4 separate regions of the Homo sapiens genome follow, and all the other regions are linked to region 1. A link is a contact called in ENCODE Hi-C or POLR2A ChIA-PET data. All regions are on one chromosome and are shown on one strand. Each heading gives the region's core, a stretch centred on a gene start or an enhancer-like site at or near the end of the contact. The rest is flanking DNA. Distances are from core to core; before and after follow the strand shown.

Region 1 (3,401 bases), core at 390-2,889:
CTGTGCCCACTGGCAGTGGGTTTCTGATGATAGGATAGTTTCATGAAAGTTAGCTTAAAGTACAAAAAACTTTTTTTTTTTCTTTTTTTGAGACAGTCTCATGCTCTGTCCTCCAGGCTGGAGTTCAGTGATCTTGGCTTACTGCAACCTCTGCCTCCTGGGTTCACGCCATTCTCCTGCCTCAGCCTCCTGAGTGGCTGGGACTACAGGTGTGCACCACCACGCCTGGCTAATTTTTTGTATTTTTAGTAGAGACAGGGTTTCACCATGTTAGCCAGGATGGCCTCGATCTCCTGACCTCGTGATCTGCCCGCCTCGGCCTCCCAAAGTGCTGGGATTACAGGCATGAGCCACCGTGCCCAGTGAAAAAGCTTTGATCCTTTGTCTTCAATTGCACCTATGAAAAGGAAGTTTCGTATAAAAGCTGATATAAATGGCTAATAAAGCAGAGAAATAGCTTAAAATTTGACTGTAGACATTTGCTATGTATGATTAATATGTATCAGTTTACAGTTAATTTTAGGAAAACTTAAATTTTATAAATTGCCAAGAAATCACCCATGAAAAACTAATTTTCACTTAGCGGTTTAATTTTTTAACATTAGGATTTTTAAGTTTCGCTAGTCTTATCATCTGGGACACTGGAATTTTGTCTTGTTGGAATTGCTGATTAAACAAAATAATTCTTCAAAAGTGCTTAGCACAATGTTAGGTAAATAGTAAGCACTAAGTAAACATTGGCTTTATTATTATTAGGTGGTCCTATACTATGATTCCTCCTATTTATATCACGTGTGTCTTGCTGCATATTTAAGGACGCTCCCATCTATATGTTTGGACTAGTGCAATAGTAAAGCTGCCAGCTCAGGTGAAGAAAACCATTTAAAAATTTAAAGTTAAGCACATGATGGAAAATTCTTGAATATGTGGTGAGTTAGGTATAAAAAATATAGGGGGATTGTATTGTTGAATACAAAAAAGCCATTAGACTATTTTAAGAATGCTCTCTTCTGTCATTAGGGCTTGGTTATGAATAGTATATCACATGCATGAAAGGAGGTGGTGGCTAGTTTCATTTCCCTAAAACATGTTTCAATGGTAAATTAGAGGCAGCTGTGGTTTACTGACGCATAAACCCAGTGAGGTCTATGATAACTAGTATATATTTACAGTTTGACTCATGGTGCCTGTCAGGCTTTAATCATAGGGGAAGAAGTGATAGTACTTAGACTTCACTGTTTAATCTTCCGTTCATTTGTTTTCCAAGTTTGTTTCAGTCTGTGGGCAGGTTCCCTTTTGATTGCAACATGCAGTCCCTATTTCTGCAGTTTATCTTCATTTGCCATTTTGAGAGGGCTATGAAAGTCCTATGATAAGCTCCTTGTTCTCCAAATCCATGCATATAAGTCTCATCGAGTTGGATGCATTCTAAAGACATTTTGAAATCACATCAACACTTTCAGATCAGCAAGTTATTTCTTAATAAATTACTGTCTTAATGTTAGATGCTATTTTAAAAACACGAAAGAGAGCAGTTTCCAAATATGTGTTACTACTTCCAGGGAATTGTAAACTGGAGTGTTTAATTAAAAGAAGGCCCTAAATTTTTATTATGCTGTCACTGGATATTTGAATAACTAGCTGTAAATGAGTTCTAGTTGTACAAAAGTGATTTTCTAAATCCAGTTGTCCCTATTTCAAAATATAGTTCTAGTTCCTGGGTGAAACTGAAAATGAAATGGCCATGTCTTTATAACTAAAACAAATTAGAGGGTTGCAGCAATAAAATGAACCCACAGAGGGGAAAAAAACCCTTTGAATCAGGTTTTTATTTTCTTCTCCTGAACTGATTGGGTAATTTACTCAACTAATTTTGTCTAGTCATTAGGAAGTTAATACTCCATTCTATAATTTCCTTCCACTCAAGTGAGCAATACTGGTGCATATAATTTGGATTAAGAACATTCCTCTACTCTTACAAATATTTGGATATATGCCTTGAATATGCTTCCTCATTTAGGCCACAGAAATTTATTCAAAGACAAATCAATCAAAGATAATAACATTAACTACTATTTATTAAGCATCTCCTTCATGACAAGACTTTTTCCCATATTGAGATATAATTGACAATTGAAAATTGTACATATTTAAAGTGTACAACATGATGATTTGATATGCATATATATCCATGCATATATATCCATATCCATATCCATGCATATATATGGATATATATGCATATATATGCATATCAAATCATGTCGTACACTTTAAATATGTACATATTTCAATTATGCATATATATGCATATATCCATATCAAATCATATATATATAATATGCATATATATCATATACATATCCATCACCTCACATAGTTACCATTTTCTTTTGTTCTCTCTCTCTTTCTTCCTTCCTTTCTTTCCCTTCTTTTTTATTTTTTGGTGGTGAGAACACTTAAGATCCACCCTCTTAGCAAATTTCAAGTATATAATATAGTGTTGCTAATTGTAGTCACATCGTTGTAGAATACATCTCCAGAATTCATTCATTTGGATAACTGAAACTCTGTAACCCTTTTCCAATATCTCCCCATTCCTCTATCCCTCCAGCTCATGGCAACCAACATTCCACTCTCTGCTGTTCTAAGTTTGACTACTTTAGTTTTTACATATAAGTGAAATCAACACAGTATTTGTTTTTCTGTGTCTCGCTTAGTTTACTTAGCTTAATGTTCTTCAGGTTCATTCATGTTGTAAATGACAGGATTTCCTTTTGTTTTGAAGGCTGCATAATATTCTGTTGTATATGTATACCATATTTTCTTCATCCATTCATCTGTTGATGGACATTTAGGTTGTTTTCATATCTTGGCTATCATGAATAATGCTGCAATGAACGTAAGAGTAGAGATATCTCTTAGAAATCCTGATTTTCCTTTTTTTTTTCAGACAGTCTTGTCACCCAGGCTGAAGTGCAGTGGCATGATCTCGGCTCACTGCAACCTCCGCTTCTTGGGTTCAAGTGATTCTCCTGCCTCAACCTCTGGAGTAACTGGGATTATAGGCATATGTCACCATGCCCGGCTAATTTTCTTATTTTTAATAGAGATGGGGTTTCATCATGTTGGCCAGGCTGGTCTGGAACTCCTGACCTCAGGTGATCTGCCCGCCTCGGCCTCCCACAGTGCTGGGATTACAGGTGTGAGCCACCGTGCCTGGCCTATTTGATCATCTTTTACAGCTTAGGGAATTAAGGTTTAGATGTGGCACAGGACAGAAACATACTTTGAAGATAGGTCTGTTTGACTTCAAAACCTGTGCTCTTTGCCAGGTGCAGTGGCTCACGCCTGTAATCACAGCACTTTGCAAGGCCAAGGCAGGAGGATCACTTGAGGTC
Region 2 (3,401 bases), core at 290-2,789, 880 kb before region 1:
GATTGCCTGAGCCCAGGGAGGTCCAGGCTACAGTGAGCCGTGACTGCACCACTACACTCTAGCCTGGGTGTTGGAGTGAAACCCTGTTTCAAAAAAAAGAAAAGAAAAAAAAGGAAACCTGCCCTAGAGCTGCAGTTAATAAATTGAAAAGCCAGGACTGGAACCCAAGCAATCGGGTTCCAGAGCCAGTACTCGTCATCAGAAGACTGATGATTTAATTATTGTGTTATTTATTACCATGGACATACAGATCTAATTTATAGTCACTTATTATATAATGATGCTAATTCATTCACTGATTTCTCCTTTTTATTTATTTCTTTATTTGAGACAGGATCTCACTCTGCTGCCCAGGCTGTGGAGTGCAGTAGCGCAATCATAGCTCACTGTAGCATCTACCTCCTGGGCTCAAGCAATCCTCCCAACCCCAGCCTCCCAAGTAGCTGGGACCACAGGCACATACCACCACACCCAGCTATTTTTTGTTGTTGTTGTTGGTAGAGACGGGAGTCTCACCATATTGCCCAGGCTGGTCTCAAACTCCTGGGCTCAAAAGATCCTCCTGCCTTAGCTTCCCAAAGCATTGGGATCACAGGCATGAGCCACTGAACTCAGCTTCATTCACTAATTTATACCTGGGTTTATGTAGCTATAATCCTGGGAAGGATTGAATACGTTATAGTTTTCATCATTTGCATTTGTATAAGGAAATTCAATTTACTTCCACAGGAAATTACAAATATAATGCACTGTTTTAGTGTTAATTTTTTACTTTTTTTATTTTTATTTTTTTAGACAGGGTCTTGCTCTGTCACCCAGGCTGGAGTGCAGTGGCATGATCTAGGCTCACTGCAACCTCCGCCTCCTGATTCTTGTGCCTCAGGCTCCCAAGTAGCTAGGATTACAGGCTTGTGCCACCATGTCTGGTTAATTTTTGTACTTTTAGTAGAGATGGGGTTTCACCATGTCGGCCAGACTGGTTGTGAACTCCTGGCCTCATGCAATGCACCCACCTCAGCCTCCCAAAGTGCTGGGATTACAGGCATGAGCCACTGTGCCTAGCCTTCAACTTAATTTCTGTAGAAAAAGCCCAGAAATTATGTGAAAAGTGTCACCATTTTCTGATGGATGCATTATTTGAATAACTAAAGATGCAAATTACAAGTTTTTCATACCCAAACTCAATTTCCAATATTGCTGCCATTTCATTGAATATGCAAAACTTTTGTTTCCTGCCTCAACTCCTGTTAAAGTCCAGTAAAACCTTCATGCACATCTTATTGTGAGTCACACTTCCAAAGGATTAGAGCCATAGAGGTGTGTTATGATTAAGACAACATACTTAACATGAAATCCAGCTATTCAGAGACAAATCAGTTAGTTTCTATGAAGTTTTGTTAAATCCAGAGTGCACTATTTCTGACGATGCCACTTGTTTGACAGAGATCACTGAGAAAGAGTACTGTGGCACTGTTGCTGAAACTAGCCCCTTTAATTCAACCTATATTTGCTTAGTAATGGTCAAAAGAAGCCGCAGTTCCAGGAGGATGCACTCTGCAGGAAATGCCTCAAGCACTATTAGCTCAAGATGTAGTCGAGTGTAACCACAGTGGTCTACTCTATCAGCTGTCATGCACAGCTGCTCTGGGAATCCAGCTGCCACAGTGTTTGACCTCTTTAAAAAAAAATTATGATAAATCTGCAAAAATAAAAGATTAACCTTAGAAGTACTCACTCATATACCCGATAATGAGAGGTAAAATTCAGGTTTTTTTTGTTTTTTGAGACAGAGTCTCGCTCTGTCGCTCAGGCTGGAGTCCAGTGGCGCCATCTTGGCTCACTGCAAGCTCCGCCTCCCGGGTTCACGCCATTCTCCTGCCTCAGCCTCCCGAGTAGCTGGGACTACAGGTGCCCGCCACCAAGCCTGGCTAACTTTTTGTATTTTTAGTAGAGACGGGGTTTCACCGTGTCAGCCAGGATGGTCTCGATCTCCTGACTTCGTGATCTGCCCGCCTCAGCCTCCCAAAGTGCTGGGATTACAGGCGTGAGCCACCGCGCCCAGCCAATTCAGGTTCTTGTTATTGGTTACAGCCATTTGACCTCAGTCTTAGAAATAATATTTAAATTATTTTCACTTTTCCCTCTGACTTGTGTGACTTGATATTGCTTTAGACATTTAAAAAATAATTTTAATACATTATAATTTAATAAAGAACGAAATGATAGCATTTCTGTCCACAGTTGAGAGTGAATAGAATTTGCCAAATGAAATTCACCTTGCATATGAAAATATGGATAAAATTAACAAATAATTGCTCATACTTAACAACAAAAAGATATTAAGTGCTCTTGATCATTCCCAATTATTTCACAGAATATTCTATTGTTTTGTTTCTCCTAAAGAAAAATAATTCAATTTTAAGCTCCCAGCTCTTCTTTTCTGTCTCTTTTAATTTGAGCAAATTAAAAATACCTTGGGAAGGGTGCATCTCACCCCATCAAAGAAGTTTCCTTTGTAAGCAAGTTTACTAATTCACTCATCCTTTCCTGATCTTTGATACTGAGACTACTACAAAAAGGACAACGGATGCTAAAGATCACACATGCAGTAGGTTTGTTAGACCTCAGTTTTTTCACCCTCCCTATCTTCAGCTTTCTGAAGCAGGCGATGTCTTTACATTCTGAATATGTTAGGGAACATTTGAATCAATAGGACATATTTTAAACAGAATTGTATCATTGTTTCCCTTGTTGCTATTTACTTTCCAAAACTATTACAGTACTTTCCTCACCCTCACCCCTAAATCCAGAAAATTAATGTCACTGTATTAGTCCATTTTCACACTGCTAATAAAGACATACCCAAGACTGAGAAGAAAAAGAGGTTTAATTGGACTTACAGTTCCACATGGCTGGTGAGGCCTCAGAATCATGGTGGGAGGTGAAAGGCACTTCTTACATGGTGGCAGCAAGAGAAAATGAGGAAGAAGCAAAAGTGGAAACCCCTTATAAACCCATCAGATCTCATGAGACTTATTCAGTATCATAAGAATAGCATGGGGTCAGGCATGGTGCCTCCTGCCAGTAATCCCAGCATTTTGGGAGGCCAAGGCAGACAGATCACATGAGGTCGGGAGTTCAAGACCAGCCTGGCTAACATGGTGAAACCACATCTCTACTAAAAATACAAAAGTAGCTGGGCATGGTGGCCTGCACCTGTAATCCCAGCTACTCAGGAGACTGAGGCAGGAGAATCGCTTGAACCTGGGAGGCAGAGGTTGCAGTAAGCCGGGATCACACCATTGCACTACAGCTTGGGTGATAAAGTGAGACTCTGTCTCAAAAAAAAAAAAAAAGAGGGAGAAAGAGAACAGCACGGGGAAAACTGGCCCCTATGATTC
Region 3 (3,401 bases), core at 289-2,788, 790 kb after region 1:
GTATGCATTTGTTATTTAGTCTTCAGCTCTCCTACATTTTCTTTGTTTCTTTATCTATTAAACTTTTAAAAATTGTTCCCTGCCTCTTTTCCATTCTGATTTTAAAAATTCTGATTAATATACAATTGCATCTGTATTGGCAGACCATGTAGATACAGCATTTGTAAATTGCAAGCTATGGAGTACACTGAATACCATATTAAGGAGTTAGTGAAAATGAAAAGAACTTTAAACCCTAGCCTTTTAGATAGATTTCTGCTTTTAAAGATTATCTCTGGATTGCAAAAACAGACATGAATATTGATAGTGTAAACCTGACTAAAATATGACTCTAAAATATGAATGTCTGCCATTATAAAAGAATCTAATGATAAAACCTGAGGAAATAAACACTAAAAAAAAAAAAAAAAAAAAAAGGTTGTTTTCTCTTCCTTAAAAGTCCTGAAATTTAATTTTACCATTCTGTCACAGGATAAAACATCTGTCCTAATGGAAAAGTAACAAAAACCCATTTTCTGAAAAGCCCCACAGATAATTTTTCACATGAGTACATGGAAATATCTATTCCATTTTTGGATAACTATTCTTTCTTGATGTAAAACACTGGTGGTCAAAATATACAAATATCACATTTGCCTTCAATCATAAAACTCTGATAAGCACACAAATTGCAATACCATCATGCTAAATTAACTAATTCATTTATTAATCATTTTCTTTGAAAGCAGAGTGACATTCAGGCACTGGGAATGCTGAAATAAAAGATTGAATCCCTGCCTTCTGGGGTCTTACACTTCAGCAAAGAGGTCACACATCAATAATTAATATATGATGTCACAGATATAAATACAGAAATGAAGTAAAAAGAGACAATGAATCCAGACCAAAAGTTTCAAGAAAGGCTCCTAAGAAGAGGTGACATCTGAATGGAGTCTTTGAAGACCCTGTAACAATAGCCAGGCAAAGGTGCTCTAGGCAGGAAGAATGTTTTGTGCAAAAGCAGAGGTGGGTAAAACATGACTTCAGTTCTCTCAAATAGAATTAATCAATCTCTTTATACAGTAACTCAGCACGTTGTCTGTACTTCTGTTAGCATGAATAGAATGAATTTTTATTGCTTATCTTTCCTGGTGGACTGTAGCCTACTAGAAGCAGGCTGATACATCTTTGTACCTCCCATTTGTCTTGCACTTATAACTTGCCTGCTTAGTTTTGATGGAATGAGCCAATGAATGACAGTAAGATTTCACAAGAGTCACCTGTGAAACATACTTCACCAAAGCACCCATGGTAGCACTTATTAACAAACGGAGTTTACCAGGGATGGGGCAGAAGAAAGTCTTAGCTTTTCAAAGAATTTCATTCCTGAGACATTTTTGTGGTCATGTATTTAAAAAAAAAGGGTTGGGGGGGTGCTCTGAGAAATGTGCTCTCAGATGGCACAGCTGGAATGAGAGAAATGGGAACTGTTTTCCATTTTACATAGTTTCTGGAAAGGGCAATAAGAACAAAAAAAGCAACACTGTTGGTCAGCATTCTCAGTGCCTGAGTTGAAAGGTGCTATAAACAGAGAAAAGTCTCATAGGCCAACTCTATGCAGGCTATGTGCCAAGAATAGCTACAAAGTGGCAAGTTAAATCAGCCAGGGCTTGTGAGCTGTCTCAGGACTTGAGTCCCAACTTGCACTCGTGAAAGTTATGCTGCAAAGGGAGCTACCTTTCCCCAGCACTGCCTGGGGCCTTGGCAAGTCTAATGGAGAATGAGTTTGATTTCAAGCCCTGCTCCCTTCAGGCAACTTACAAAGAAAAGCTGTTAAGTCTGTGGAGCTGGGAATGTCTGGAAAGAGTGAAGACCCATCATTTAAAACTGATTTCTTTTTAAGGAAGTAGAGCAGAGAGCAGTGATTACTTCAACACCCATTCTCAGGGGAATTTCTGTAAGCCGGAATCAGCTAATGATGGTTAATAAAGGTAAATGTTCCCTGATTCTCAGGAAGTGATTCTTCATCCTGGGGCTTTTTGAAGACTCTGTCTTCACTTGAATTTTGGGTGGAATAAAGCCCTCCTGGATTTATCCTAATCTAATACTCAAAGTTGGTAGTTCACAGGAGTCTGTTTATTCTTCTAGAAAAGTATAACAGTGGATTAGCTACTGGCTTCTATCCCTTCAGCACAGCTCCCCCACACAAGAGCGTACCTTTAATGACTGATGCTGGTGTATCAAATTGTGTCCTCTCCTTCTAATAACAAAATAATGAAATACAGTAAAATGCCACTTTTTCTGACTTTTTTTTTCTTCTAGGACATGTATGTTTCTTACCTCATTCAGAGGCATGCTGGGAAATTTAACTAAATCTGAAAGAAAAACATTCTGTAAATCCTTAAGACTGGATTAGTAATAAGGAGTAATTTCTGATCTGGAATAAAATCCAGAATTCAGCTTGCTCACCCCAGACACAAAACACAATAAAAAGAATGGTTGTTACAGTTACTAAACGAAGGATCTTTTCACACTCAGCAAGGGTAAAGACTGTCTCTTCTGTATCTCTGTATTACCCAAGACATTGAGCATCCATCTTACTGATACAAAGGATGTCTAGTTTGAAAGTTTGCCTATGTACATTTGTTTACGCACTCAGGCATATACAGACTGCCAACTTTATTATTACCCAAGATTAAAAATAAAAAATAGACCTTGCTCTCAAGAGATTTCCTTTCCGTTAACTGCAATGCTAAGTGAGATGCATCAGTTTCATTTTTGCACGCTCCTTTGCTCCGTTTAGTACCGAAATAAAAACATGACGTAGCTTTTGGGGCCGGGGAGGAATCTCATTCTTGCAGGAAATAATTGCCAGGAATTTTAAAGAGTGTCATCATTTTCTCTGTGTCCAGTCCTGCCCAGTAACAGAGAACAGCTATTAAAAGTATCCAAATGCTGGCTGCAAGGAGAAGTTGAACTCTGAACCACTATAAACCCAATCAGATGCAGACATTCTTCCCATCCCATACCCCGGACTCCCAGTGAATCTTGAAGACCCTGGGGTTAGCCTTATCATTTATTCGTCTGTATAGTGATGGCCTGTGCTAATGCCCAAATGATCCTGACTTATTAAAGGTTCTTCCTGAAAAGACATGATTTTTATTAGTTCACCACAACTTATTCTCAAAAAAGCATTTATTCTTTATCAAGCCACAAATTTTACTTAATTAACTATTCTACTAGATTCCAAGACGATTTAGAAGCTATTGAGGTTGTAACAGGATAAGAGAACAACTAGTCCACTCTGTTAAAATAAAATAAAATCCAAAAACATTAAATGTTTTCCTTTTTGTTCTCTAATGAGAGGTAGAGGATGTGAAAGTGAAGATACAGTAAGGCTAGTGTTTCCAATGATTTCATGA
Region 4 (3,401 bases), core at 357-2,856, 660 kb before region 1:
CCACAAAATTTTATTGAGGTCAGGTGTGGTGGTTCATGCCTGTAATTACAGCACTTTGAGAGGCTGAAGTGGGAAGACTGCTTGAGCCTAGGAGTTTGAAACCAGTCTGGGCAACACAAGGGAGACACCATCTCTACAAAAAATTAAAAATTTAGTAGGGCTCGAGAGGCTGAGGGAGGTTGTAGGATTGCTTAAGCCAGGAAGTTGGGGCTGCAGTGACCCGTGATCATGCCACTGCACTCTAGCCTGAGTGACAAAGTGAAACTCTGTCTCAAAAAGAAAAATTAAAAAAATTATTTATTAAAAGATAAGCAAAAAGAAAAATACAAAGGAAAAAAAAAGCCACAACATTAAACAACGATGAAACATACTATTATATATGGATTGAAAAAATTTTTGTCTATATTTTTATGTGCCTCATCTGTCTGGGATATCTTTAATGTTCACAGATATGTCACATATGTCACTGACTTCCTAGTCACTATATCAACTCTGCTTTAAATTTAGGTAATTTTCTTTCTTTATTTCTTTTTTTTTTTTTTTTGAGACGAAGTCTCGCTCTTGTCCCCCAGGCTGCCAGGCTGGAGTGCAATGGAGGGATTTTGGCTTGCTGCAACCTCTGCCTCCTGGGTTCAAGCGATTCTCCTGCCTCAGCCTCCCGACTAGCTGGGATTACAAAATTTAGGTAATTTTCTAACATTTCTTCTTCATTTCTGATTTTTTTGCTATGCTTGATTTTTTTCAGTAATAGTCTTCTCCTTTGGAATGAAATGACATAGGCTGGGCATGGTGGCTCACGCCTGTAATCCCAGCACTTTGGGAGGCCAAAGCGGGCGGATCACCTGAGGTCAGGAGTTCCAGACCAGCCTGGTCAACATAGTGAAACCCTGTCTCTACTAAAAAAACAAAAAAATTAGCCGGGCATGGTGGCGTGCACCTGTAATCCCAGCTACTCGGGAGGCTGAGGCAGGAGAATCACTTGAACCCGGGAGGCGGAGGTTGCAGTGAGCTGAGATCACACCATCGCACTCCAGAGTGAGACTTCATCTCAAAAAAAAAAAAAAAATTACAAAAATTAGCTGGGGGACATGGTGGTGCACACCTGTAGTCCCAGTTACTCAGGAGGCTGAGATAGGAGAATTGCTTCAACCTGGGAGGCAGAGGTTGCAGTGAGCTGAGATCCCACCACTGCACTCCAGCCTGGGCGACAGAGCAAGACTGTCACACACACACGAAAAAGAAACAAGATATACAGTCCAGTGAAGTGATACTGTATTAGCCAACACTCACTACTTGCCAAGTAAAAATAAGGCATTTAAATAATTTTATATGGCTCACAAGTCTCTTTAGACAACCACACAGCGGGCCGGGTGCAGTGGCTCACGCCTGTAGTCCCAGCACTATGGGAGGCCAACACGGGCAGATCATCTGAGTCAGGAATTCAATACCAGCTTGGCCAACACTGTGAAACCCCGTCTCTACTAAAAATACAAAAATTAGCTGGGTGTGGTGGCACATGCCTGTAGTCCCAGCTACACGGGAGGCTGAGGCAGGACAATTGCTTGAACCCAGGAGGCGGAAGTTGCAGAGCCGAGATTGCGCCACTGCACCTCCATTGCCTGGGTGACAGAGACTCTGTCTCAAAAAAAAGAAAAGAAAACCACATAATGATTAAAGTGTAAGCAGAAGAGAGCAGCCATTCTCATTTCTCTTAAGTTCTTTATGATCACATAGATTAATATATATATATATATATATTTTTTTTTTTAGAGACAGAGTCTTGCTCTGTTACCCAGGTTGGAGTGAAGTGGCGCAATCTTGGTTCACTGCAATCTCCACATCCTGGGTTCAAGCAACTCTCCTGCCTCAGCCTCCCAAGTAGCTGGGATTACAGGTGCCCATCACCATGTCTGGCTAATTTTTAGTAGAGATGGGGTTTTGCCATGTTGGCTAGGCTGGTCTCGAACTCCTGACTTTAGGTGATCCACCCACCTCGGCCTCCCAAAGTGCTGGCATTTCAGGCATGAGCTACCATGCCCAACCAACATAAAGTAATTTTTTGATCTATTATTCCATTTAATCATTACATTCATTTATTCATGCAACAAATATTTACTCGGTACCTAAATGCTGTAGGCACTGTTCTAGGGTCTGAGAAATACAGTGGTGAACAAGAAATGTCTATTCTTTTTTTTTTTTTTTTTTTTTCTGAGACGGAGTTTTGCTGTTGTTGCTTGGTGGTGAGCCACTGTGCCTGGCCGAAATCTCTACTCTTAAGGAGCTTATATCCTACTGAAGTATGCAAAACTCCAATTTCAGACAGTGTTAAGTGCTACAATGAAAATGAATTCTTTTATTTTTTTTTGAGGTGGAGTCTTGCTCTTGTAGCCCAGGCTGGAGTGCGGTGGCGCGATCTTGGCTCACTGCAACCTCCGCCTCCTGGGTTCAAGAGATTCTCCTGCCTCAGCCTCCTGTGTAGCTGGGATTACAGGTACCCGCCACCATGCCCAGCTAATTTTTGTATTTTTAGTAGAGATGGTGTTTCTCCATGTTGGCCAGGCTGGTCTCGAACTCCTGACCTCAGGTGATCCGCCTGCCTCGGCCTCCCAAAGTGCTGGGACTACAGGTGTGAGCCACAGCACCCGGCCTATTTTTAGATATTAGGATAGAGTAAGGGGATTGGGGCAAGACAACAGATAGGGTGGTCTGTAGAGGTAAATTGAGGAGAAACCTGAAGAAAATAAAGGATTTAGTTAAGAGAAGATTTGGAGTATTCATTCTAGGGATAAGGGACTGCAAGTGAGGTTAAGAAGGCTACCGGGATGGGAAGACAGTGAGTAAAGTAGTGATTGCTCTGTGTTTAGTACAGTAGTAGTAATAGTGTTTAACTATAATAAGTGTTCAGTTGATCCTTGAACAACATAGGTTTGCACTGCATGGGTCTACTCATTGGCAATTTTCTTTCAATGAATATATTGGAAAATTTTTGGAGATTTGTGACAATTTGAAAAAAACTAGCACACAAACTGCATAGCCTAGAAATATGAAAAAAAATTAAGAAAGAGATATGTCATGAATGCATAAGACATATATAGATACTAGCCTATTTTATTATTTATATCATAAAATACACACAAACCTATTATAAAAGGTTAAAATAATCAAAACTCACACACACATACTTATGGACCATACCTGGCGCCATTTGCATCTAGAGAAATGTGAACAAATGTAAAAATGCAGTATTAAATCAGGCCGGGCATGGTGGCTCATGCCTGTAATCCCAGCACTTTGGGAGGCTGAGGTGGGTAGATCACCTGAGGTTGGGAGTTCGAGACCAGCCTGACCAACACGGTGAAACTCCATCTCTACTAAAAAAATACAAAATTAGCCGGGTGTGG

Evidence for each region. A loop is a pair of places that touch in the nucleus more often than their neighbours do. ChIA-PET counts read pairs that join two places held with the same protein, here RNA polymerase II (POLR2A). Pooled maps may share reads with other maps.
Region 2: a map with no recorded cell type shows a loop between it and region 1 (19-fold over the local background). The contact joins two enhancer-like sites. A Hi-C loop is called at or near these places in 5 of 37 single-sample maps with no recorded cell type and 4 of 50 pooled maps.
Region 3: a map with no recorded cell type shows a loop between it and region 1 (7-fold over the local background). The contact joins two enhancer-like sites. A Hi-C loop is called at or near these places in 1 of 37 single-sample maps with no recorded cell type and 2 of 50 pooled maps. POLR2A ChIA-PET finds 5 or more read pairs at or near these places in 1 of 52 experiments (GM12878).
Region 4: a loop to region 1 is called in a map with no recorded cell type, with 2.7 times the contacts of the local background. The contact joins two enhancer-like sites. A Hi-C loop is called at or near these places in 2 of 37 single-sample maps with no recorded cell type and 1 of 50 pooled maps. POLR2A ChIA-PET finds 5 or more read pairs at or near these places in 1 of 52 experiments (activated naive CD4-positive, alpha-beta T cell).

The regions. Positions count from the first base shown.
Region 1 is chr2:39,491,157-39,494,557 of GRCh38, forward strand. All of the region lies in intron 3 of MAP4K3-DT (MAP4K3 divergent transcript), which reads left to right. Among named protein-coding and RNA genes, the nearest start is that of MAP4K3-DT, 55 kb to the left of the region's middle. Within about 2 kb of position 1,640, at least 6 of the 41 ENCODE cell types and tissues checked have a DNase peak (open chromatin) inside an H3K27ac peak, as active enhancers do.
Region 2 is chr2:38,606,357-38,609,757 of GRCh38, forward strand. No RefSeq gene overlaps it. Among named protein-coding and RNA genes, the nearest start is that of HNRNPLL, 5.1 kb to the left of the region's middle. Within about 2 kb of position 1,540, at least 2 of the 41 ENCODE cell types and tissues checked have a DNase peak (open chromatin) inside an H3K27ac peak, as active enhancers do.
Region 3 is chr2:40,279,858-40,283,258 of GRCh38, forward strand. All of the region lies in intron 2 of SLC8A1 (solute carrier family 8 member A1), which reads right to left. Among named protein-coding and RNA genes, the nearest start is that of SLC8A1, 170 kb to the right of the region's middle. Within about 2 kb of position 1,539, at least 11 of the 41 ENCODE cell types and tissues checked have a DNase peak (open chromatin) inside an H3K27ac peak, as active enhancers do.
Region 4 is chr2:38,830,795-38,834,195 of GRCh38, forward strand. The region is part of intron 13 of DHX57 (DExH-box helicase 57); the gene reads right to left. Among named protein-coding and RNA genes, the nearest start is that of DHX57, 43 kb to the right of the region's middle. Within about 2 kb of position 1,607, at least 3 of the 41 ENCODE cell types and tissues checked have a DNase peak (open chromatin) inside an H3K27ac peak, as active enhancers do.